Regions from separate parts of the Homo sapiens genome. Here all the other regions are linked to region 1. The links are chromatin contacts, found by Hi-C or POLR2A ChIA-PET in ENCODE. All regions are on one chromosome and are shown on one strand. Each heading gives the region's core, a stretch centred on a gene start or an enhancer-like site at or near the end of the contact. The rest is flanking DNA. Distances are from core to core; before and after follow the strand shown. Region 1 holds the start of LIG3 (DNA ligase 3). Region 2 has its middle 32 kb from the start of SLFN11. Region 3 holds the start of SLFN11 (schlafen family member 11). Region 4 holds the start of SLFN5 (schlafen family member 5).

Region 1 (6,574 bases), core at 456-2,955:
AGCAGAGCCTGGAATCAGACTGCCTGAGTTCAAATCCTAACTCAGCCACTTACCAGCTGTATAACCTTGATGGGTTTCTTACCTCTGTTCCTGAGCTTCCTTATCTGTAAAATGTGGCTAATTATGGGGCCTAACTTAAAGAGCTGTTCTAAGAGTAAAACCCTTAAAACAGTTGGGCACACAGCAAGAGCTCTCATTAACGTCAGCTCCTATTATGATCGGTGACGTCGTTATCTTTCAAGAAGAGGCTTCCGATGTGCAATTAACCTGTTTATCATTCAGCAACTTGAATCAGAGAATGCTGAAGTCACTGGGCAGCAAGACTCACAGGAACTCATAAATCAATCCAAATGGAAAAAGATTATATCAGCATCTTCTTATATTCATGTTTTCTAAAGCATTTTATAGTCCTAGTTTTAAGTATACTGGAATTATGTTCAGTCTGCACACGCTGTGAAGCAAAATTGCTGTCACGTTATAATAAAAAGCAGGCTTTGCTTACTGTAGTGCAACATGATGTGAAGGAAAGCTGGTGGACCTGGAATAAGGGATGGGAGTGCAAGTCTGACTGTACAGTTTACTGACTGTTACCTCGGAGAAAACTCTTAATTTATCTGCATCTGTTTTCTTATTTCTAAAGCAGGGTAAATAATACCTACCTCACAGGGTAGTTGGGAAAATTACAAGGAATCCATGAATGCGCTGGTTGTGGGGGAGGGAGGCTGTTCTGAGCTCTCTAAAAATGTATACAAAATGTACATTCGATAAAAATGCACGGTTTTTTGGAGGAGGTCTATCACTTTCGTGATATTCACAAAGGGCTATATAACTCCCAAAGTTTAAGAACCACAGAGGTGAGGTAAGTGGAAGTACGGCAGACCCATAAAAGGAGGTCAGAACAAGTGAGTTTCAACACTTTTCCTAGAAGATCAATTTACAGAGCAACCTCTAGGGCCCCAATAATGAAAGGAGTGGACTTGAGGGAGGCTCGGGAGGCGCTGGGCCACGAGGAGGCACAATGCAGCTTTGAGGAAACCCGTCTGTCCCTCGTTCCGCACCCTCACAACTGCCGCAGCCCAGGGGCCCGAGAAGGAAATCGCTGAGGCCTGGCCGCCGCCGCTTTTCTCGAAGGGCTTCCCGCGCCGCTGTCGGAGAGTGGCGGGGACAGTGGGGTCGGCGGCGTAGGCCGCGACCCCCGGCGAGGCAGAAAGGAGCGCTCCTCCACCGGGTCCGGGACGCAGGCGGGAAGTGATCAAGGCTCCCTGAGTCCCACCCGAGCGCTCCCGGTTCAGCGCAGGAGGACGCACGCCGGGCCAGGGTACGAGAAGGCCCCGTGGGTTCCACAGGGAACACAGCCCGGGCGCCGGCCTCCCCGCCTCACGCGGCCCCGTGGGGGTCCCGGGGAGCCGCGAGCCTCCCCCTGGGCTCCCGGGAGGGCCGCCACGTCACGGAGGGTGTGCCCCGGGGCTCCGCAGGCGGGCGGGGGAGGAGCCGGGGGGCTGGCTCCCCGGCCGCGCCGAGCTCCTCGCCCCGGGCCCGCTGCCTTCCCCACGCCGGGCCCCGCCGCGCCGTGCCGCGCCGCGTAGCCCCTCACCTGCCTCTCCGGCTCCGGCGCTCACCGTAGGCCTCGGAACTTGCTCATTACAGGCCGCGGGCAGCCCACGACGGTTGGAGCGCCTGTCTCTTTAAATCCGGGTCCTAGAGCGGGAGGCAGCGCGCAGGCGCAAGAGCCAAGGCCGCGGCCACGCGACCGGTCCCCGCCCCCGTCTGCCACGTGGGTCGTAGTTGCATTCTGCCTGCCCTGTGATGTTTGGGAGTAGTTTTCAACCTGCAATCGCGGCCCGGGAAGCGGAGGTGGGGGGACGTGGCGGCTCCTCGGAACGCAGCCTGGCCTGAACTTCCGAGGCTCCCCTTGATTTTCTCATACTGTTAGAGAGGATCTGTTTTTAAAGATATTGGTGGAGAAACTATATTGTAATGAGGTCGGGGAAGGCAAAGATCGCGTCAATCTATTTTTTAAATATAATCCCTCTGTTTGTGTCCCGCAGACTCCCTAGTAAATAGTTTGTATTCAGTAGCTTTCATGGAATTGAGACGAGGCACTAAACAGCAGATAGATATAAAATGTAAAGGAGTGATGGAGGAGAAACTCCTTGATTGTATATCATTCAAAGTGTATTATCTCAAATCTGAAGCCAGCTCTTTGAGAGTTGGGATGGCGATTTTTACAAATGTAGCAGCCTGAGGGTAAGTGACCTCTTCAGAGTCTAGGAAGAGCAAACAACTGGGCCTTGTTAGGTAAGCAAAGAACAGGTTCCCGAGAGAATTCTGTGCTGTGTGATGAAGAGTGTCGTCTTTACTCTGTAGAGGACGGAGAGCCATGAAGAGTCTTAGGGAATACTGCTGAAGCTGGGTGGGGAGAGACTGAGGCAAGGGAACAAATCAGAAGGCTCTCATAGTGACCCATGTGGGAGATGATTCAGCTAGTTAGGGTGGAGAGTAAAGTGCGTTTTTGAAGATCATTTAGAATTTAAATGATCTTCTAGATAAAGTGCTCGTTTATGGATAAAATAATAATAATTTGAGTGAGCAGAAACATAATGGTACCATCAACTGAAATAGAAAATAGAGAGGAAGAGGAGGTGTTAGGGTTAGAAAGATGAGTTTTGTATTGGATACATTAAGTTTGTTTGACTAAGTTTAACTGCGATTCTACTGTTTGGAGGGGAGTAAAGCCTGCTTTTAATGCGCAGCAGAATGAACCAGGGCTTTGGTTCAACCAGGCAATTGGAAGGTCGCTGGAGACTCACGTCCTAGCTATGATAATTGAGTGATCTTGAGCACGTCTCTACAACTACATTTGCTACATTTTTTTAAGTTTCCTCAACCGTATCTGTCTTTTTCCAATGCTGTAATCACTAGCCACACGTGACTATTGAGCACTTGAATGTTGCATGGAATTGAGATGTGCTATAAGTGAAGAAAATACACACCAAAAAATTCATACTAAAAAAAGTAAAATATCTCATTAATAATATGTACCACATAATGACATTTAGGCCAACAATGGACCAAATATATGAGGGTGGTCCCATAAGATTATAATGGAGCTGAAAAATCCCTATCATATAGTGACAGCACATTACTCATGTGTTTGTGGAGATGCTGGTGGAAACGAACCTACTCCATTGCCAGTTGTATAAAAGCATAGCACACACTATTATGTACAGTATATAAAACTTTATAATGATAATAAAGGACGATGTTGCTGGTTTATATATTTAGTATACTATACCTTTTATTGTCATTAAATTAAATTAATTAATTTAGTTATTTTTGAGACAGAGTCTCGCTGTGTCGCCCAGGCTGGAGTGCAGTGCCACGATCTTGGCTCACTGCAACCTCTGCCTCCCAGGTTCAAGTGATTCTCCTGCCTCAGCCTCCCAAGTAGCTGGGATTACAGGCCCTTGCCACCACAATGGGCTAATAATTTTTTTTTTTTTTTTTTGCGACAGAGTTTTGTTCTTGTCGCCCAGGCTGGAGTGCAGTGGCAGGATTTTGGCTCACTGCAACCTCTGCCTCCTAGGTTCAAGCAATTCTCCTCCCTCAGCCTCCTGAGTAGCTGGAATTACAGGCACCCGCCACCACGCCTGGCTAATTTTTGTATTTTTAGTAGAGACGGGGTTTCACGATGTTGGCCAGGCTGGTCTCAAACTCTTGACCTCAAGTGATCCGCCTGCCTCGGCCTCCCAAAGTGCTGAGATGACAGGCATGAAACACTATGCCCAGCCTTATTGTTATTTTAGAGTATACTACTACTTATTGAAAAAAAAAAAGCTAACTGTAAAACAGCATCAGGTAGGTCCTTTAGGAGGTATTCCAGAAGAAGGCATTGTTATCAGAGGAGATGACAGCTCCACGTGTGACATTGCCCCTGAAGGCCTTCCAGTAGGACAAGATGTAGAGGTGGAGGATGGTGATATTGATGATCCTGACCCTCTGTAGGCTTACTAGGCTAATGTGTGTGTTTCTGTCTTGTTAACAAAAAAGTTTTAAAAGTAAAAGGAATTTTTTTTAATAGGAAAAAGCTTATAGAATAAGGATATAAAGCAAAAATATTGGCTGGGCACAGTGGCTCACATCTCTAATCCTAGCACTTTGGGAGGCTGAGGCAGAAGGAGTTCAAAACCAGCCTAGGCAACATATTTATAAGAAATAAAAATATTTATTTAAAAAAAGAAAAATATTTTTATACAACTGTGCTGTTTATGTGTGTGGTTTTATTAATTTATTTTTTTGAGATGGAGTTTCGCTCTTGTCACCCAGGCTGGAGTGCAATGGCACAATCTCAGTCCACTGCATCCTCTGCCTCCCAGGTTCAAGTGATCCTCCTGCCTCAGCCTCACAAGTAGCTGGGATGACAGGTGCCCACCACCACGCCTGGATAATTTTTTTATATTGTTAGTAGAGACGGGGTTTCTCCATGTTGGTCAGGCTGGTCTCAAACTCCCAACCTCAGGTGATCCACCCACCTTGGACCATTTTCTTTTATACCTTTGTGTGTGTGTGTGTGTGTGTGTGTGTGTGTGTGTGTGTGTGTGTGTGTGCTGTGCTTTGCCTATGTTTAGAGACACAAATACTTACCATTGTGTTATAGTTTCCTACAGTATTCAGTATAGTACATGCTGTATGGGTTTATAGCCTAGGAGCAATAGCCTATACCATATAGCTTAGGTATATAGTCAGCCATATCATTTAGGTTTTGTAAGTACACTATGATATTCCCATCACAAAATCACTTTACGATGCATTTCTCAGAAGGTATCCTGTTGTTAAACAACTCACGACTATCCTATCTTTATGTTAATTATTTATTGAAATGATTTTTTTGGATATGTTATGTCAAATAAAATATAGTAAAGTTCATCTCACCTGTTTATTTTTACTTTTTTGAAAATGTGGTGACTAGAAAATATAAAACTGCACGTTTGGCTTACACTACATTTCTGTTAGAGTACACTGCCTTAGATTTCAAACCTACATGTAGAGGGTGGCATCTGTGCTATATGCTCAGTGCCTAGAACAGTGCTGGGCACATAGTAGATACTCAACAAATATCTGTGAATAATGAATGAAACTCATGAGTGAATGGAATGAATGAATAAAACTCTGGAAGTGATAAGATCCCTTAGAAGGATGTTTATTATATCATAACAATATTTGATATAAACTTGCAAAGACTTAGGCTGTAAATGATTTTTGCTTGATGAGAGCTCCCTGAACCCCCTGATTCTCTCTGATTCAGGTCCCCTGCTGTGAAATAGAACTAGGTACACAAGAAATGGAACTAGGTACGAAAGCCGGCAGTTGCACTTCTTTAGAAAAGTGGGAACTGGCTGGGTGTGGTGGCTCACGCCTGTAATCCCAGCACTTTGGGAGGCCGAGATGGGCGGATCACAAGGTCAGGAGTTTGAGACCAGTCTGACCAACATGGTGAAAGCCCATCTCTACTAAAAATACAAAAATCAGCCAGGTGGTGGCGTGCACCTGTAATCCTAGCTACTCAGGAGGCTGAGGCAGAAGAATCGCTTGTACCTGGGAGGCAGAGGTTGCAATGAGCCGAGATCGCGCCACTGCACTCCAGCCTGGGAGACAGAGCGAGACTCTGTCTCAAAAAAAAAAAAGAAAAGTGGGAACTACTCTACCAAGGAGAATGAGGCAAAGTGTGGTAGGAAGAGCAGGGCTTTGGATTTGCACAGACAGGTTTGAATTATGTTCCACTACCAGCTGTCTGTAACTTTCATCTATTTTCTTAACTTTCCGGGTCTCAGTTTTCACCGTGAAATGGGGATAGTTTTACATTTAGGTCCCGGATCAATTTTGAGTTTATTTCTGTGAAGGGTGTAAGATCTATCTAGATTCAATTTTTGCCATATGGATCCCTTGTTGATCTAACACCATTTCTGAAAAGACTGTTTTCTCATTTGTATTGCTTTTGGTCATTTGTCAAAGATCATTGACTATATTTATGTGAATCTGTCTGTGGGCTGTGTATTCTGGTCCATTGGTCTATTTGTGTGTTCTTTGACCAGTACCACACTGTCTTGATTCCTGTAGCTTTATAGCAAGTCTCAACTTAGATAATGTCAGTCCTCCAACTTTGTTCTCTTCCTCCAATATTGTGTTGGCTATTCTGAATCTTTTGCTTTTTCACATAAACTTTAGAATCAGTTTCTAAAGCCAATATCCACAAACTAAGTTACTGGAATTTTGATTGGGATTGTATTGAATATACAGATTACATTGGAAAGAACTGACATCTTGACAATATTGAGTATTTGTATCCATGAAGATGGAATATTTATTGATTAGTTTGTCTTTGATTTCTTTTATTAGAGTTTTGTAGTTTTCCTCATACACCTCTTGTACATATTGTATTAGATTTATGCTTAAGTATTTCATTTTTGGGTTGGTGGTGAAATGAGGATAAAAATAACTCTTGGGATTGTAGGTGCCAATTAAATGAGATGACTGATGTCAGCTTGCAAACTGCTTGGCACTTAGAGGCATTTCA
Region 2 (6,393 bases), core at 2,049-4,548, 360 kb before region 1:
CATTTGCCGGGCCCTGTGTCACTCCTCTCATCCTAGTCACACCTGTTGGGATTACAGGCATGAGCCACCATACCCTGCCCATTCTGGGTTTTAAACTGTACTTTATTTATTACTATTCTCTTTTTTTAAAACTGATCAACCACAAGCATACAAAAGTTCTCTGAATGAATGGAACTGTTTCCACACCTGGGTATTAACAGGCAAATTTTGAAGGTCATTCGATTTGGAATTTTCTTTTCTATAGCACTTCTAATCAGTGTGTGTGACACACACCTCAGAGGTAGGAAAGACTGTTTTTAGTAAATTATCTTCTTAATTGTAGAGAATTCCTGAAAATAAAACTGATGAAATTGTAAATTCTGCCTTGATGAGTTTCCAAAGGACAGATTCATGGTGTCCTATTTGAAGAATTAATCCCCTGGAATGTTCCAGCCTTTGTTGGACACTTGATAACAAGATCCACCAAGGGTTAGGGCAAGTGCACTAAGAAAGCCTTCTGCTACTCTCCGTCTCTTATTCTTTAGACCATCCAGTCTTGCTGGCAGAGAGGTCAGTGATTGCTCTGTTGTACCCACAGGGACATGCAACAGTTGTGGAAGGAGTGATTACATTCTCCTCAGATGACAGCACAGTTCTCTTGTTTTCAGCTTGACACCCAAGAAAGGCATCCATCACCTCAACCCTGCAGATGGCAGTTGTATGGCACTCCGTGTCGCAGCTCTACATGCCCACTGTGTTTCACACCTGGAGAGAGAACATTTTTGTTGCCCTTCCAACTTGCAGCCTGTGCTCCCAGAGTGAGAGGACAAGGCACAGGGCTCCTTGCCATCTTCCACGTTAGCATTGGCAGCTGTGCAGAGCCTATAGTGGAGACTGGATTTTTGTTATTTATTCAATAGTGTTGAGACTAAATTCCAAGTAAGACACAATTATTGGACCACATTAAAAAGAAAAACAGAACAAAACAAAAAACCCACTATAGGGATGCCCAGGTAAGAACTGTATGGTTTTGGGGGTAGTGGGGAAGATAGACACACAAAAAAATACCCCAAAACAAAAAACCACAAACTGTATTTCCCATGCTCCAAAGCAGATAGATATGGCTTGTTCCCAAGGCCTGGCCAATGGAATATTGGAAGGTAATGTGTATAATTTTCATATTGTGCTCGTGAAAAGAGTGTGAATTCTTTTCTGCTGGCTGAAATGTTGACAAGATGCCAGAATCTGGTACAGTCATCTTGGAGCAAAAGATGGTGTGATAAATTGAAATATTGTTTGATAAGGTTGATATCCCTACCCAGAAGTAGATCATATTCTGTGCCCCATTGGTCTCAGGCTTGGCAATGTGACTTGTTATGATCAATGAAGTATAAGCAGGCATAACGTGTGTTACTTCCAAGAAGAACTCTTAAGAGTCATTGAGTGTTTCTGCCATGTTCTTTTTCCCTTCTGGTATAAGATAGGCAATGACCCAGATTTGGCTGCTTTGTCTGGGTCCTGGAATGAAAACAATGAAGAGTAGAGCCAAATGGGATCCACAACAGACATATAGTTTAAGAAAGAAATTAACATTTGTTATTTTTAAACAGTCATGGAAACTTTGGGGATAATTTGTTACCACAGCAAAATCTGGCTAGTTCTGATTTGTACAGAAATTGGTGCTTAGAGTGGGATGCTGCATAACAAAATAATTTAAATTGTGGCTTTGGTTCCAGGGCTGAGTGATGGGCAATGAAGAAAATATTATTGGAGGCTGGGAAAATGTCAACCCCTGTTTTGTAGCAGTGAAAGACTGGACAAAACAGTCACCTTTAATAACTTAGAATGAAGATAATGTATTAAATGAGCCTGTGGATTTGAGTGAAGAAGTAAGGAAACAGATGCTAGTAATATAGTTTGATCGCTACTAGGTAGGGTAATACAAAAGGTGGGAGGAAAAATGTGCTTGGAAAAGCACTAAACTCTTTGCAAGCAGGAAGGGAAGAAAATGGTCTACACATTTTTGGACTTTTAGAATAAGAAGTTGCAAATATTTCTCTTCTTCAACTAATAAAAAATCTGAGAATGTCTTTGGGTAACAAAGACAGAAATTCAAACTCAGTCTTTGGCAAAGAGGCAGTTAATAAGTAGCTATTAAACCTATGGTGGAAACCTCTGAATCAACTAAGATGTCAGCCAATAAATCCTTTCAGACAAAATTGCTCAGAGAAAAGAGCTTGAGTGCATTGCTTTCTGATGAAAGCCTGCTAATTCAAGGTAATATAATTAAATCTAAAGAGAGAAGCACATCTCAAAAATACTGAATTGTATTAGCACACAGAGTTAACTGGGACCGTATAGATTTAGAAAAACAACAAGAAGTTTTTGAGAAAGTTAAATTGCCAAGGAGCCATACCTAGATTTTTAAAATCCAGAAAGCAAAAACTGTGATGCTTTCAGACTAAACACAACCCTTGGACTCCAACATTCTTTGGGCAAGCAGTAGGTTGAGAAAGCTGGTTAGTTCTAAAGGAAGGTACAGTCCCCAGTTCCTGCTTTAAATGTGGTTGAAGAAAATAATAGAAAAGGGAAACTTTCCACTTTAAAAGTGGAAGAAGGGCAACAGAGTGAGACTCCATCTCAAAAAAAAAAAAAAAAAAAAGTGGAAAAAGATAATGACACCCTCTTGAGAGTGAAATCAGGAACCATGGGTTCTATTCAAGAGATACTGAATTCTTAGCCAGAGCAATTAGGCAAGAAAAAGAAATAAAAGGCACCCAAATTGGAAAGGACAAAATAAAATTATCTGTGTTTGCAGATGTCATGATATTATATACGGAAAATATTGTGGGATCTGACCAGCAGCCTGCAATCCAACGGGGCTCTTTCTTTGTTCCCAGGTGGATCGGCAGGTCAAGAAATAAAAGACACATGCGAGATAGTGAAAGCTGGGTCCAGGGGGGTCACCGCCTTCTGGTCTTGTGATGCCACGAATGCACTGGATATAGCAGCATTTATTATTAAGTTTAGTGAGGGTGGGGGTAGGTTAGTGAGGGATTTAGGGTCTTTGATTATGAGGTGAGATGGTCACATGGGGATGAAGTAATTCTTTAACATAACATCTGTATGCAGAAGTGCAGAATACAGAGATAAGAATTTACAATACAGTGTGTGTGTCAGTGATTTTTAACAGAGCCTTAAAACAGAAACACAGTCTATCCATAACCTATGTTTAGCAAGATATTAATCAGCAGTAACAGTTGCAGCAAAAGCTGGTTGCAAACAATTGATGGAAACAGGATGTGAAACTAGACAACCGGTGAGACCACAAATTCTCAGAAGGGAGTATGCCTTAACCCTAAAGAGACCTAGAAGAGCCATGGCAAGATAAGGGCATTTAAAACCCTATTTTATACATATGAATGGCCGCCCCTCATGCGTCCATTTATAGGCTCTCCACAAGGGTCGCATTCCATTCCCAGAGCTGTGAACATCTGCTTTTCTGGGATAAGAATATTGGTGATGTGAAACCTCCCTGACTGCACATCCGTTTATAGGCTCTCTGCAGGAGGAAGCACATCATGTGCTGTTGGCTCATTCAGGCAGCCCAACCTTGCATTGTCTTTACACAATCCTGCATGCAATTTTGTATTTATAATAATCAGGAGCATTTCATCTTTTATTCTGTAGCAATAGTTTCAGGGGGTCTCCCTACAAGAAAACCCTAAAAACTCCACAGGAACTGTTAGAACTAATTAACACATTTGGTAAAGTTACAAGGTACAAAACTAGAAATGCAAAAATCAGCAGTGTTTCTGTCCGATAACAACTATGCAAAATAGAAATCAGCCAGGCGTGGTGGCTCACACCTATAATCCCAGCACTTTGGGAGGCTGTGGAGGGTGGATCACTTGAGGTCAGGAGTTTGAGACCAGCCTAGCCAACATGGTAAAATGCTGTCTGTACTAAAAATACAAAAATTTGCTGGGCATGGTGGTGGACACCTGTAATCCCACCTACTCGGGAGGTTGAGGTGGGAGAATCACTTGAACCCAAGAGGTGGAAGTTGCAGTGAGTCAAGATCAAGCCACTGCACTCCAGCTTGGGTAACAAAATGAGACTCTGTCTCAAAAAAACAAAACAAAAAAAAAAAACACAAAAAAAAAAAGGAAAGAAAAGAAATCAAGAAAACAATCCCATTTACAATAGCTACAAAAAAAATACTTAGCAATAAGTTGAACAAAGGGAGTGAAAGATCTGCACATTAAAAATTATAAAACATTGATGAAAGAAATTGAAGACGACACTAATAAATGAAATGATATCCCATGTTCATGGATTGGAAGAATTAATATTGTTGAAATGTTTATTCTACCCAAAGTGAACTACAGGTTCACTACAATTTCTATCAAAATTCCAAGGACATTTTCCACAGAAATAGAAAAACAGTCTTAAAATTTCTATGGAACCACAAAAGATCCCAAATAGCCTAAGCAATCTTGAGTAAGAAGAACAAAGCAGGAGACTTTACACTACCTGATTTCAAAATGTAGCACAAAGCTATAGTAATCAAAACAGCATCGTACTGGCATAAAGAGAGTCATATAGACCAATGAAACAGAATAGAGATCCCAGAGATAAATATATACGTTCATAGGCCAAGCAACCTTGAGAAAGTTACCTTGAACATACATGGTGAAAGGATACTCTTTCCAATAAATAGTGTTGGGAAAACTGGATATCCAATGCAGAAGAATGAAATTGGGTCCTTATCTCATACCACATAAAAATAAACCCGAAATTGATTAAGGACTTACATGTAAAAGCTGAAACTATAAAACCACTGGCAGAAAACCCAAAGGGTGATTTATTGATGTTGGTCTTGGCAATGAATGTTTGGAATATGACCCCAAAAGTACAGGCAACAAAAGCAAAAAAAGACAAATGAATGACATAAAACAAAAAGCTTTTGCACAGCAAAGGAAATTATCAAAGGAATGGAGACAACCTACAGAAGGAGAGAAAATATTTGCAAACCATACATCTAATAAGGGGTTAGTATCTAAAATATAAAAAGAACTCAAACAATTCAATAGCAAGGAAACAAATAATTTAATTTAAAAATGAGCAAAGTATCTGAGTAGACATTTCTCAAAAGAAGACATTTCAATGGCCAATAGGTATATGAAAAAGTGTTCAATATTACTAATAATGAAGGAAATATTAATTAAAAGTACAAAGAGGTATCATCTCATCTCATACTCATGCAGCTATTACTAAAAAGACAAAAGATAAGTGTTGGCAAGGATGTGGAGAAAAGGGAGTATCTGCACACTGTTGGTGGGAACTTAAATTAGTGCAGCCATTAGAGAAAACAATATGGCAGTTCCTCAAAAAATTAAAAATATGCCAGGCTAAGTGATTCACACCTGTAATCCCAGCACTTTCGGAAGCTAAGGCAGGGAGACCACTTGAAGCCAGGAATCTGAGACCAGCCTGGGCAACACAACAAGACCTTATCTCTACAAAACATTTTTAAAAATTACCTGGGCATGGTGGCATGAGCCTGTGTTCCCAGCTGCTCTGTAGGCTGAGGCGGGAGGATCACTTGGGCTCACGAGGTTGAGGCTGCAGTGATCTAGGATGCCACCACTGCACTCTAGCCTGGGCAACAGAGTGAAATCTAATTTCTAAAAAAAATTAAAAATAAACATAGCTATCATATGATGCAGCAATCCTATTTCTGGGTATATGTCTGAAAGATATGAAATCAGTAGATCAATGAAGTATCTACAATCTCATGTTTGTTGTAGTATTATTAATAATTGCCAAGATATGGAATTAACCAAAACTGTCCATTGATGCATGTGTGATTAAAGAAAGTAAGACACACACACACACACACACACACACACACACGGGAATACTATTCAGACTTAGAAAAGAAGAAAATTCTGTCATCTGCAACAAGGTGGATGAACCTGGAGGACATTATGCTAAGTGAAATAAGCCAGCCACAGAAGGACAACTACTACATGATTCCACTTATATGTGGAATCTAAAAAAGTCGAATTCATAGAAGCAAAGAAAGAATGCCAGGGGCTGGATGGTGGGCAGAGGTCGGAACATGGGGAAATGTTGGTCAAATGGTAAAAAGTTTCAGTTAGACAAAATGAATAAGTTCTGGAGATCTATTGTACAGCATGGCAACTACAAGGAATAACAATGTATTGTATATTTAAAAATTCCCAAGAGAGTAGAACTCAATTGTTCTTATCACAAAACATACCTATGTGAGGTGACAGATACATTAATTAGCTGAGTTTAATCATTCCACAATGTATAAATGTATCAAAACATCATGTTGTACACTGTGAATATATACAATTTTATTTGTCAATCATACCTCAGTAA
Region 3 (6,073 bases), core at 2,035-4,534, 390 kb before region 1:
TTTTATCATTTACTTTTTCTAAGATTAAAACCTCATGTATTATATAAATTTCAGTTTAGTATCCACAAAAAAATTAAAATAATAATGTAACTCTTATGTGTATAAATTGATGTCTCATACCAGGTTTTAATGTTGGACTTGCAGAATCCAATATTTGTAATGGTGGGAATTCACAATACAGTAGAAGCATCCTTTGCTGAGTTATAGATTCCTTTATCAATCTCTTTTGATACAACTTTTAAAACAAGTATCTTCAAGAAACCATTGGTGTTTTGAGGATAATATTTCTAAATAGCATTCAGGAAGAGAATATTATTGCACAGAAGATCTGATGATCAAAAAAAAAAAAAAGCTCAAGGAGATGCAGATTGAAAGTGCTGACAAGTTATATTTATTGAAGATCCAACTTTTAAGGAAGTGCTAAGATTAGTCACTCATGTGAATAAGAAGCCAGGAAAGGAAAGATGGGGAAACCTAGATGACCAGGCTTCTGTTAAGGAGGAAAGCAACGGAGGAAAACAGTGAAGGGGAACAGAAAAGTGTAGCAAAGTGTTACAGAAAAGCCAACTGGATAGACAACACTGCAGAAGGTAGAGGTTGGGGAGAACTGAAAGGGAAAACAAAATACTTGACATAGTCTTAAGTAGTAGAAGGCAATTAGAGAAAACTAAGTATCTACTGGCCTTGTCAACATACAGACTTCAAAATACCCCTTATGAGAATCCAAAGAATGATGTGTGTAAGGGAAGATTTTATGTGCCCTTCCAGAAGAAATCAGTATCTATGTAAATCTTGAAAGATGAAATCAAAGCTCATAATGATTCAGAATCAGTGCTTGCCCTGCTGTATTCTGTCTGAACGGTGAACTCTGGAAGCAGGGATTGTGTCTGTCTGGCTCTTTTTAGAGCTGGAAATGTAGTGGCTTTCATTAAATACTTGCTGTGAAGTCTCTCTAAGACCAATTATTATCTTAGCATGTTTCAGTATCTTCTCTGTTATAGGCTCTAGGTTCATTGGGGAAAAAGATATAAGAAAATTCAACAGACTCAGCATTTGAAGTGTGCCATTGGTAGTTGTTTATGAAGTTACCAGATATTCATATATGTGACAAATGAACAGCAGGATTATGAATTATCAAAGGAAAAGACATTTGCTGAGGTGAAAAACTCTGGTGTTTGAGGAAGTTTTTATTTTTATAAAATAAAAATATTTTAAAATTTTAAAATCTTATAAATAAAATCTTTAAAATATTATAAAATAAAAATATTTAAAATATTTTATTTTAAAATCTGATGTTCAAACGCCCGTTTCTTACAATAACTATTGAGCCTCAGTTAACCAGAAATTTGTGAACATCCATTTCCTGACTTTTTGCTTTAAATTTTTTCTCCACTGTTTCTAGCACAAAAGTTTGCCTGCTGTGTTGCAGAAATAAATTTATGTTGTCCTCTGCCATAAAGTGATATATTTAATATTTTTATTCTTTGTTTTTGAAAATTATATTGTAAGTTCCTAAAAACATTTTATTAAACAATTAGACATTTTGTTATTAAATAAATGTGATCTGTAATTTCTTTGTGCAGAATGATTTGAAGTATTGTATTTAGTTTACATGCATTGTGGGTTCATAATTAATATCCAATGAAAATACATTTTGTTATATTGTAAAAAAAGAATAATTTTAACAGTAAAAAAGAGATTTTTTATATTTATCTGCATATTTACTATCTTCTGTGCTCTTCATTCTTTTTTGTAGATCTGAGTTTCATTCAGGTATCATTTTCCTTCCAGCTAAAGAACTTCCTTTAATATTTTTTCATAAGAAAGATCGGCTGGTGACAAATTCCCTCAGATTTTCAGATTTCCTTTTTTTTTTTTTTTGTCTGAAGTCATTACTTTGCCTCCATTTAGGTAGGCCTTTTTTGTGGTTGTTATAGGATTCTAGGTTGACAATCTTTTAGCACGTTATAGATGCATGGTTCTGGATTTGGTACAGGTTTGCACAGACTCTCTGTAAACATGTTAAAGAAAAATGGAGAAGCTGCAACATGAGAATACGAAGATTTACTGAAATGAAAAGGTGGTCATTGAAAGAAAGTGGGTTATGAAACAGCATGAACATTATGACCTCATTTTAACAAACGTGCGTAACATACACATAAGTGTAATATGTATGTACATGTATCCATACACACATTGTATATGTATAATGAAATCCGTTTTATTTTCTTACTTTCGCTTTCACTGGAGCCTGTATTAATCAGTGCGGCATTAACCGCTGCTCCCACCCTCGGGCCACTCCGCATCAGTGAGAAGTGGGCCTCCGACAGAGCCGCCCGGGCCTAGGGTTCCGCAAGGCTGGCAGCACGGAGCCCGGCCAAGGGCGAGCGCTCCGCCAAGGATGGGGAGTTGGCCAAAGACAGGAGGATTACAAAATCCAAACACTCGGACAGAATCCTGGCGGGTGCTAAAGACTGCAGCGGGGCAGAAAAGCAGAACGCTGGCAGGTTTTTTTCATATCACTAGCAGCGTGACGGTTACCGGGGTTGACCAAGCACAGCGCACCGGCCGCCGTTAAATCCCACTCTGGCTCGGGGTCTGCGGAGCCTGCCTCAGCCGCAGGCTCCATAAACCCAGCCAGGAACCAAGCGCGGCCCAATCTGCACATCTGCCGCATTTTGGCAAGGGGTCCGGGGTCTGGAACAGAAGCGGAGGCCCAAATTCTTGCCTCGGTCTCCAAGACCCACTTTCTGGGGCGATGGAGAGAGAAGCCCAGCTTGGGATCTGGGCAAGTCGAGCGGGTTGGAAGGGGAAAGCTCTGGCGAGAGCTCAGCTGGACTCTCCGAGGGGTATCTGGAAGGTGGGACCGCAGGCACCGGGAGAGAAGAGGGTGCGAGGAAGGAAACGGCCACCCCGTTGGGAGCGCAGGAGCCGACAGCTGCTTGGGCCTGGGAAGTTCTTCTCTTTCTTCATAATCTTTATTCTTTGTTTTGCTGTAATCCAGATAGATGAATAGATAGATGATAGGGAGGGAGAGATGGATGGAGGGAGCGAGGAGACGGAGGAAGGGTGGGAAGAAGGGGGAGGAAAAAATCCCCAAATTCCCGGAAACTAAGAACTACGTGGCAACAGTCAGAAGGGTGGGAGCTTCTAGGCAATTTAACGCGGCAGAGTTCGCGGGCTTAGCAGACCCGCCCATTGGCTCTTGCATCTCCTGCGTGGGATGTGCGTGGGATGGCGCCAACCCGCTAGTATATAAGGACTCGACCTGGGCGCCTCCAGGGAAACGCTAAGGGGGCTTCGGAAGCGCTGGAGCTTGAGAGGTCAGAGAGGGTCCTTGCCCCCAGCCTGGGACTCCGGAGTTGCGTTTCTACCCGTGCTTCAGGGTCTAGCCCAGCCGAATCCGCGTCGGGCTGTAACTCGAGTGCCAGGTTCGAGAAGGGAGCAGCACCCTTCCCACCCCACCCCAGCCAGGGTGTGGGGTGTGGGGAGGGGCTGGAGGGGTGCGGAGGGGCTGGGGGTGGAGTGGAGTGGGGGTATCTGTGCTTTTCTCCCCTGTCCGGGGGCCCAGCTAGTTTGCTCAGCAGGTTCCCTAAAAAGCGGACTATGGAGGACTGGCGGGCGGGGCGGGGGTGGGTAATGGGGGTAGAAGGCATTAGGGGCGGGGCGGGCCTGACCTGTGCACCTGCTCCCGCTGGAAGTTGGAAGAGCCCCTGGCCAGCCAGCCGCGGTTTCTGCGGGGCGCGGAGCAGGAACCGAAGCCTAGAAGGCCACTGAGTGCACCTTGGTGGCTCCCAGGGCTGCAGATCTCAGGTTTCAGAGTTATTGGTATTTTAAACTTGAGAAACTAGTTCTACAGCTGTCTATGTGACCGACCAACCACTCTAAACTATTTTCCTTAATATAGAAACTAAAAGGCAGAATTAGAATTGCCATTGCCCTGCGGGGAGATTTATAATCTAGAGGGGGGAGAAATGAGAAAAATGTCTCCCTCTGGACAAGATCTGTAGAATACACGTGCTACCCCAGAAGGACAAAGAGCTCTAAGTTTTAGTTTTCCAAGAGGGCACATCTGTCGCAGCCCATTTCCCTTTCTTTTCTTTTTTTTTAAATTAATTTTTAATTTCTGTGGGTACATAGTAGATGTATATGTTTATGGGTTACATGAGATATTTTAAGACAGGCATGTAATGTTTAATAATCACATCACGGTAAATGGGGGTATCCATCGCCTCAAGCATTTATCCTTTGTGTTACCAACAATCCAATTATGCTCATTAGTTTTTATTTTATTTTATTTTATTTTTGTAGGTACATAGTGGATGTGTATATTTATGGGGTACATGAGATGTTTTGATACAGACATGCAATGTGAAATAAGCACACCATGGAGAATGGGGTATTCATCCCCTCAAGCATTTACCCTTTGAGTTGCAAACAATCCAGTTACATTCTTTAAGTTATTTAAAAACGTACAATTGTTATCATTGACTATAATAACTGTTGTGTTATCAAATAGTAGGTCTTATTCATTCTAATTTTTTTGTACCCATTAACTCTCCCCACCTCACCCCTTCCCTCCTACCACCCTTCCTCAGGTAGTCATCCTTCTGCTCTTAGAATACAATTGTTTTGATTTTTAGATGCCACAAATAAGTGAGAACATGTGATGTTTGTCTTTCTCTGCCTGGCTTATTTCATTTAACGTAATGATTTCAAGTTCCATTCGTGTTGTTGCAAGTGATTGGATCTCATTCTTTTCTATGGCTGAATAGTACTCCATTGTGTATATGCACATCATTTTCTTTATCCATTCATCTGCTGATGGACGCTTAGAGTGCTTCCAAATCTTAGCTATTTTAAACAGTGCTGCAGGAAACATAGGAGTGCAGATGTCTCTTGGATATACTGATTTCCTTTCTTTTGGGTCAATACTTAGGAGTAGAATTGCTGAATTGTGTGGTAGCTTTATTTTTAGTTTTCTGAGGAACTTCCAAACTGTTCTCCATAATAGTTGTACTAATTTACATTCCCACCAACACTGTTTGAGGGTTCCCTTTTCTTCACATCCTTGCCAGCGTTTGTTATTGCCCGTCTTTTGGATAAAAGCCATTTTAACTTGGATGAGATGGTATCTCATTGTAGTTTGGATTTGCATTTTTCTGATGATCAGTGATGTTGAGCACCTTTTCACATGCCTATTTGCCATTTGTCTTCTTTTGAGAAATGACTATTCAAATCTTTTGCCCATTTTTCAATAGGATTATTAGATTTTTTTCCCTATAGAGTTGTTGGAGCTCCTGATATGTTCTGGTTATTACTCCCTTGTTGGATGGTTAATTTGCAAATATTTCCTCCCATTTTGTGGGTTGTCTTTTCACTTTGTTGATTGCGTTCTTTGCTGTGCAGAAGCTTTTTAACTTGATGTGATCCCATTTGTCCATTTTTGCTTTAGTTGCCTGTGCTTGTGGGGTATTGCTCAATGAATTTTTGCTCAGATCAATGTCCTGGAGATCTTACCCAATGTTTACTTGTAGTAGTTTCACAGTGTGAAGTCTTAGATTTGAGTCTTTAACCCATTTTCGTTTGATTTTTATATGTGACAAGAGTTAGGAGTCTAGTTTCATTGTTCTGCGGATAGATATCCAGTTTTCCCAGTGCCATTTATTGAAGAGAATGTCTTTTCCCTAGTGTATGTTCTTGGCATCTTTGTGAAAAATGAGTTCACTTTAGGTGTGTGTATTTGTGTCTGGGTTCTCTATTCTGTTCCATTGGTCTATGTGTCTGTTTTTAATGTCAGTATCATGCTATTTTGGTTCCTGTAGCTCTGTAGTATAATTTGAGGTCAGGTAATGTGATTCCTCCAGTTTTGTTCTTTTTGCTTCCGATAACTTTGGCTATTATAGGTCTTTTGTGGTTCTATATAAATTTTAGGATTGTTTTTTCTATTTCTGTGAAGAATGTCATTGATATTTTAATAGAGATTGCAGTGAATCTGTAGATTGCTTTGGGAAGTATGGATATTTTAACAATATTGATTCTTCCAATCCATGAACATGGGTATATTTCCCCT
Region 4 (5,835 bases), core at 1-2,500, 260 kb before region 1:
GACAAAGGATCCCCTTCTGGTGCAACCGAGCCCCTCAAGATTTCAGCACCCCAACATTTTTAGTGATGAAACCATGAAAATTCCGATGAGGCCCTTGCTTATTTGCATATGTTAACTACCCACTTTTTGCCCAATATTCCTTTTTCTAGCAATATAATTATAAACTGCTGATGCACCGTTTCTTTGTCAAGCAGGAGGATATAGCTTCAGAGTCAAGAAAAAAATTTTGCAGAAGGAATGAATGCCTTTAAGGGCATTGTGACCAGCTGCTGACGCCCAGAAGTCTGGTGGTTCAAGATGTAATCTGAGACGAAGAAAGACTTTTCCCCGAGGTTCCCTGAAATTCCCCCTCCCTTACTTCCTGGTCTCATAAAAACTCCCCACTACTTCTTTTTGTTAGGGTGGATTTGAGAGATCTTGACCTCTTGCCTTCTCGCTTTGGCCAAATGGAATAAATCTTCCTCTGTCTCCAAGCATCTGTGTGTCAGTGTTTGGCATCAACAGCACATCAGGTTCCTGAGCCTGAATTTGGGCTTCGACAACTCGGGCTCCCGGGACACATGCAAGAGGGAAACGGAATCACACCGCAGTCTCAGCCACTGCGGATATGACCAACTAGGGCTCTAGTTAGTCACTGTATGGGGGATACAGGGCTTTGTGGGCTACCCTAGTAGCCTGCCCCTGTTGTTACAGTTTGAAGACTGACGTTCCAAGCCAGGGGCTTATAGGCAAGCCTCTGGAACAAAGCCTCTTGTAATAGACTGGACATTGGCCCTATTTGTCCCCAGGCCACAACCCATTTAACTTCATCCTCGGGAGCCCCGATTTCGTCGTTTTCCCTTAAGTCCTTCGTGCTCCTGAACCGTGGGGAAATGTTGCCAGGTTTGGTTTGCTAAGATGTAGGCTGCGCTGGGTCGGCGCCTCTCCCTCCTCCCCAGCTCGCCCCGCGTTCCGAACCTCCCAGCTCCCGGGTCCTCTGCCACTAGCTGTCGTTGGAGGTGCTCCTGAGTCAACAAACTAAATCTCCCCAGCGGGAAAGACTCTCTCCCGGCAGCGCCCAGACCTGGGGAGCTGCAGTCGCCGCACCTTGTCTTCACCACAGCCCAATAGGAGAACCCGCGCAGACCGGGGGGAGGTTTGGGGAAGGCCTGGGCAAAGAAGCGCGGGGGATTCATTACCCGCTGGGTTCTCCTCGGCAGCGCGTCTCCCTCCGGGAGCAGGCAACGGAGCCTCCCAAGTCCAGAGCAGAGAACCTGACCCGGCGGGATCCCGGGCTTATATCAGCTGAGTTCCGTGACACCTCCCGGGGCGGGACATCGCGCAGGAGACAGACAGAGGTACAGCCCAATCGCATCGTTACGTGGAGCCGGAAGCCCACTCTTGCAACTACAACAGTCTTGGTAAACCTTGGGTGGACTGGGGAGAACTGAGGAGGGGAAGCGCTTTTTTGTTGCTTCTCTGTGTTTTCTATTTTATTTTATTTATTTTATTTTTAGATTTTCAGTTCTTATTTCACCCAGGGAAGGAGACCTGGGTATCCACCCCATGTCCTCCAGAGAACTTCCCTGGCCCCGCTCGGAGTCTTCCTGGGACGCCACAGGCTCGGAGAGCGCTCCGCAGGTTTCTCCCCCGGCGCCTCCAAATCTTTCGATTCCTACTCGAATTACTCCGTCAGCTGCTGGAAGAGGGGCAAGGGGTATGGCGAGACGCGTTGGTACATGGGGCACTGGGGGGAAGGGAAAGCCTCCCTCCTTCTCCTAGTAATTCGAGAATGTTGCGTCCGCCTCCTTTCTTTTGCTGGCGCTAGGGGCTCGGACCAGCACCTGCCAGGCATAGGTGTGGCCACTGGGGCGAAACCTGGCAGGCTCTGGAAACAGCGTTTTACTGACAGGAAAGAGAAACTGTTCTTTGTATTCATCACCCACCGCAGACTTCCTCACGCCCGGGTCTTAGGCGGGGCTGTCAGATTTCAGTGTGTTTCTCTTAATTCTAGTACTAAATTTGTACTGGGCGCTGGCGAAGGGCCTGGCTCCGCCACGCGCGGCCCTCTCGAACTGCCCGTGGGTACGGCGCGCGCTGCTGCCCTGTGTGGCCTGTGCGGGGAACCCGAGGGCCGAAGTGGGCCCCGCCGCAGCACAGGGGGACAAGAGAACCAGGAGCGGGCTGCCTGGGGGCAGATTCGAACCCGTGCTCCCAGCGGATAGAAGTAGCACTTGGGGACTCCTAAAATATTCAGCCCAATCCTGATTCCAGCTGCCCTCTCTAGGCACCTTTCCTCTACCCTTCTTCCAGTTTACAATTCTGGTGAGTAGATGTTTCTCTATCTCTTCTCTTCCAACTCCTGCGCCCAGAGCCAGGAGGACTTCTGGAGCCCGCCCAGCAAGACCCTCTCTCTCCCATCTTCTGCTCAAGGGCTCGAGGTCTCAGTGGACAGAGCTGAAGAAAAGCCGTCTATGGAGCCTGCGCCAGGCGCAGACTGGGTCGTCGCAGTCTGGGTCGTCGCAGTCTGGGCCGGGGCGCTGGAAGTCTTACTCACTTCTCAAGAACCCGCAAGGGATCAGGCCTGACCCTTTGCAAGTGACAGAATCCAAAGCTTTGAGCTCATGGGAAAGTGGCTGGAAAGAAGGTCACTGTAGGGCCGCACAGGTCTCTGGCGAGGCTACCCAAGAACATTTAAATCCCTGCCCAGAGAAGAAGAGGCTCCAGCTGTCCTGCACCTTCCTGGGAACTGGCAGTCCCTCCGCGCAGGGGTTCTGCAGCGACCGGCAGCGCGAGGAGACAAGGATGGTGGCCAGTTAACAGAAAATCAAGGCAGCGGGAAAGGTCTGGAAAACACCACCTACTATCACCTCTGGAGCCTGGGATTATGGGATAAGTTTTCGATTTTTAAATGTATTGTCAAATAGCTAAAGTACACGGAAAGTGCGAAATAATAGTAAATTGAACACCTGTGTATTCACCACACAGCTTAAGCAATAACATTAGCAATATTTGGGTACCCAGCTGGTCTCATTCCCTCATTCCACTTGTCCCCTACTCACCTGATAGCCAGTACAATTTTATGAATTTAAAGTTACTAATTCCCATGCAACTGTTTATACTTTTAGTAAATGTGTTTATGTCCCTCATCAACACATGACACTGATTCAACACATGTATATGCGTTTAAGCTGCATGTAAATGGCATCATGTTGGCCAGGTGCAGTTACTCACGACTGTAATTCCAGCACTTTGGAAGGCTGAGAGGGAAGACGGCTTGAGGCCCAGAGTTTGAGACCAGCCTGGGCAACATAGCAAGACCCTATCTCTAAAAAAAAAAAATTGTTTGTTTGTTTGTTTGTTTGTTTGAGACGGAGTCTTGCTGTGTCACTCAGGCTGGAGTGCAGTGGCGCAATCTCGGCTTGCTGCAATGTCGGCCTCCGGGGTTCAAGCAATTCTCCTGCCTTGGCCTCCCAAGTAGCTGGGACTACAGGCACATCCCACCACGCCCAGCTGATTTTTGTATTTTTAGTAGAGACAAGGTTTCACCATATTGGCCATGCTGGTCTACGAACTCTTGACCTCATGATCTGCCTGCCTCGGCTTTCCAAAGTGCTGGAATTACAGGTGTGAGCCCCCGCGCCCAGCCAAAAAAATTGTTTTAAATTAGCTGGGTGTGGTGGTGCCTGCCTATGAAGTCCCAGCTACTCAGGAGGCTGAAGTGGGAAGATGGCTTGAGCCCAGGAGTTGAAGGATGCTATGAGCTCTGATTGTGCCACTGCACCCCTGCATGGGCAATAGAGTGAGACCCTGTCTCTTTAAAAAAAAAAAAAAAAGTATCATATTGTATGTGTTCTGTAGAACTTGCTCCCACACTTTAACATTTTGCTTTAAAGATTTGTTCATGTACTTAGATCATTCCTTTTCACTGCTTTATGAGCTGAATCATTTCTGCTCTTCTTTCCATCCATACCCATTGGTCTCCAAAGTATCCAGGCCTCCCCAAAAGTTCCTGCAGGAGACCTCAGTTCCACTGGCTTTCAGGTCATTATTGTTCCAGCACTACTTCTCCATTTCTGGTTCCAGCCCTTCTCTCCCACATTCTCAAGCTTCTAGAGGGTCATAAGAGAGGAAAAACGCCAAATGCCTTTGATAAAATGTTGCCTTTCCAGTGGTATGCATGTTTGTGTGGAGTGGGAGGGAAGTGAGGGCAGATGTGACTTACTCTCAGCATTAATTCAAGTTTAAAAGTAAAATCTTTAGGTTTGCCTTGTCCAGTAAAAAATGCCAAGAGCCATAACTGCTCATTCTCTCTCTCTCTCTCTCTTCTCTCTCTCTCCTCTCTCTCTCTCTCTCATACACACACTTGGTTAATGCAATATTTACGTTGTTTTTGCTTCAACAAACTAAAGAGGAGAAGAGAGTTGGTAGGTTAAAGGGGCAGGTTATTCTTTTTTTTTTTTTTTTTTTTGAGGCAGAATCTCGCTTTGTCACCCAGGCTGGAGAGCAGTGGCTCGATCTTGGCTCGCTGCAAGCTCTACCTCCCAGGTTCATGCCATTCTCCTGCCTCAGCCTCCTGAGTAGCTGGGACTACAGGTGCCCGCCACCACACCCAGCTATTTTTTTTTTTTTTGTATTTTTAGTAGAGACGGGGTTTCACTGTGTTAGCCAGGATGGTCTCAGTCTCCTGACCTCATGTTCCGCCCGCCTCGGCCTCCCAAAGTGCTGGGATTACAGGCGTGAGCCACTGTGCCCGGCCAAAGGGGCATGTTATCTTATTAAGGGCAGGCAGTCTCTCACAGAAAGAATCACTGTATTAGTGTAGGGAGAATCACTGCCTAGGTCAGCCGTGTGTCAATGACCTGTGTCACTGTCCTCAGTCTGCACAGTGAGACTGGAGGCTGCATGCCATGGTCTACAGATCCCTCACTACAGAAAATTTGCTTCAGCATTCTCCGTGAGAGTCACAGGGAGATTGATTATGGGGGTCAATGCTCAATGGCATCATGGCTGGCCAAGCTTTTTGCAGAAACTTTTACTAGGGGACTGAGGATTATAGCAGCAAGCATCTTAGCATAGAGCCTTATCTGTGTTTCCACAGACTATCTTTCAAACCCAAGCTACTTGTTTATAATATTCACTTTTCAGGCAAAAACATATTTTCCACTTTTTTTCTTTTCTTGATAAAAAGTTTAAAAAACAAAATTTGCATAAACACGTATATGATGTTTCTTAGGAACAATGTTTGCCATTTGACAAAGTGTGGTGAAATTTTGTCAGAACAAGTTTACTTGAAGGAGGGATGAGACATCCTTTATCAATGTTCATATGAATCACACACATCAGAGAGAGTGGGAGGGAGAATCTTGGTTCTCTGGCACTCCCAGTACCCACATTGAGATCCGAGAGTGTCCTGATGATTTTCCTGTCTCAGTAAGTAATTAAGCTTTTCCTGAAGGAGCTCAGTTAAGTCCAAGCTTAATTTCAGTCAAGTCCAATGTTTAAGTTGCTTTTTCAGCTACATGAAATGAAAGTGTGACTCAGAATTTTCTCTCTATATCCCCTCAGATCTTTAGCACACTGAGGGTAATTACAGAGTCTCAAAGCATATCCCCACAAGATGCTCTATTTATTACAAAGGAAAAAGACACTAATTTTCCAGAGAATCCTGGAATATATCACCTCAACCAAGTGATCAAAGTTAACATCATTAGTAACAGGACAAATTAAATTGCATGCCACTAAAAGAACAATTTTTATTTCTTATGTATTCCTGACCCAATAAAACAAAACAAAACAGCACAATAGAAAGTAACTATAAGGAAACATTAGAGGGTTCAATGGTGCCCACCTGTA

Evidence for each region. A loop is a pair of places that touch in the nucleus more often than their neighbours do. ChIA-PET counts read pairs that join two places held with the same protein, here RNA polymerase II (POLR2A). Pooled maps may share reads with other maps.
Region 2: a loop to region 1 is called in a map with no recorded cell type, with 5 times the contacts of the local background. The contact joins the enhancer-like site here to the promoter of LIG3 in region 1. A Hi-C loop is called at or near these places in 1 of 37 single-sample maps with no recorded cell type and 2 of 50 pooled maps. POLR2A ChIA-PET finds 5 or more read pairs at or near these places in 1 of 52 experiments (OCI-LY7).
Region 3: a pooled map shows a loop between it and region 1 (11-fold over the local background). The contact joins the promoter of SLFN11 here to the promoter of LIG3 in region 1. A Hi-C loop is called at or near these places in 1 of 37 single-sample maps with no recorded cell type and 8 of 50 pooled maps. POLR2A ChIA-PET finds 5 or more read pairs at or near these places in 1 of 52 experiments (activated naive CD4-positive, alpha-beta T cell).
Region 4: a loop to region 1 is called in a map of B cell, with 10 times the contacts of the local background. The contact joins the promoter of SLFN5 here to the promoter of LIG3 in region 1. A Hi-C loop is called at or near these places in 10 of 168 maps with a recorded cell type or tissue (B cell, HCT116, IMR-90 and 7 more), 16 of 37 single-sample maps with no recorded cell type and 23 of 50 pooled maps. POLR2A ChIA-PET finds 5 or more read pairs at or near these places in 2 of 52 experiments (activated CD4-positive, alpha-beta T cell and activated T-cell).

What each region holds. Positions count from the first base shown.
Region 1 is chr17:34,975,643-34,982,216 of GRCh38, reverse strand. LIG3 (DNA ligase 3) reads right to left here and starts at 1,705. Exons shown (of 20, transcript NM_013975.4): 1 at 1,595-1,705. RefSeq lists a silencer at 1,251-1,680.
Region 2 is chr17:35,338,681-35,345,073 of GRCh38, reverse strand. It overlaps the pseudogene LOC101060119. Among named protein-coding and RNA genes, the nearest start is that of SLFN11, 32 kb to the left of the region's middle. Within about 2 kb of position 3,298, at least 3 of the 41 ENCODE cell types and tissues checked have a DNase peak (open chromatin) inside an H3K27ac peak, as active enhancers do.
Region 3 is chr17:35,370,832-35,376,904 of GRCh38, reverse strand. It overlaps SLFN11 (schlafen family member 11), which reads left to right and starts at 3,284. Exons shown (of 7, transcript NM_001376007.1): 1 at 3,284-3,431. It overlaps LOC105371933 (a long non-coding RNA gene), which reads right to left and starts at 3,808. Exons shown (of 2, transcript NR_171638.1): 1 at 3,678-3,808; 2 at 2,050-2,993. It also overlaps the pseudogene UFM1P2. RefSeq lists enhancers at 2,357-2,456, 3,127-3,176, 3,267-3,316.
Region 4 is chr17:35,238,487-35,244,321 of GRCh38, reverse strand. SLFN5 (schlafen family member 5) reads right to left here and starts at 1,250. Exons shown (of 5, transcript NM_144975.4): 1 at 1,179-1,250. LOC105371932 reads left to right here and starts at 171. Exons shown (of 4, transcript XM_047437262.1): 1 at 171-211; 2 at 1,103-1,400; 3 at 1,497-1,696; 4 at 2,352-4,279. The coding sequence starts at 171. The coding sequence ends at 2,799. RefSeq lists enhancers at 207-835, 809-918, 1,439-1,498.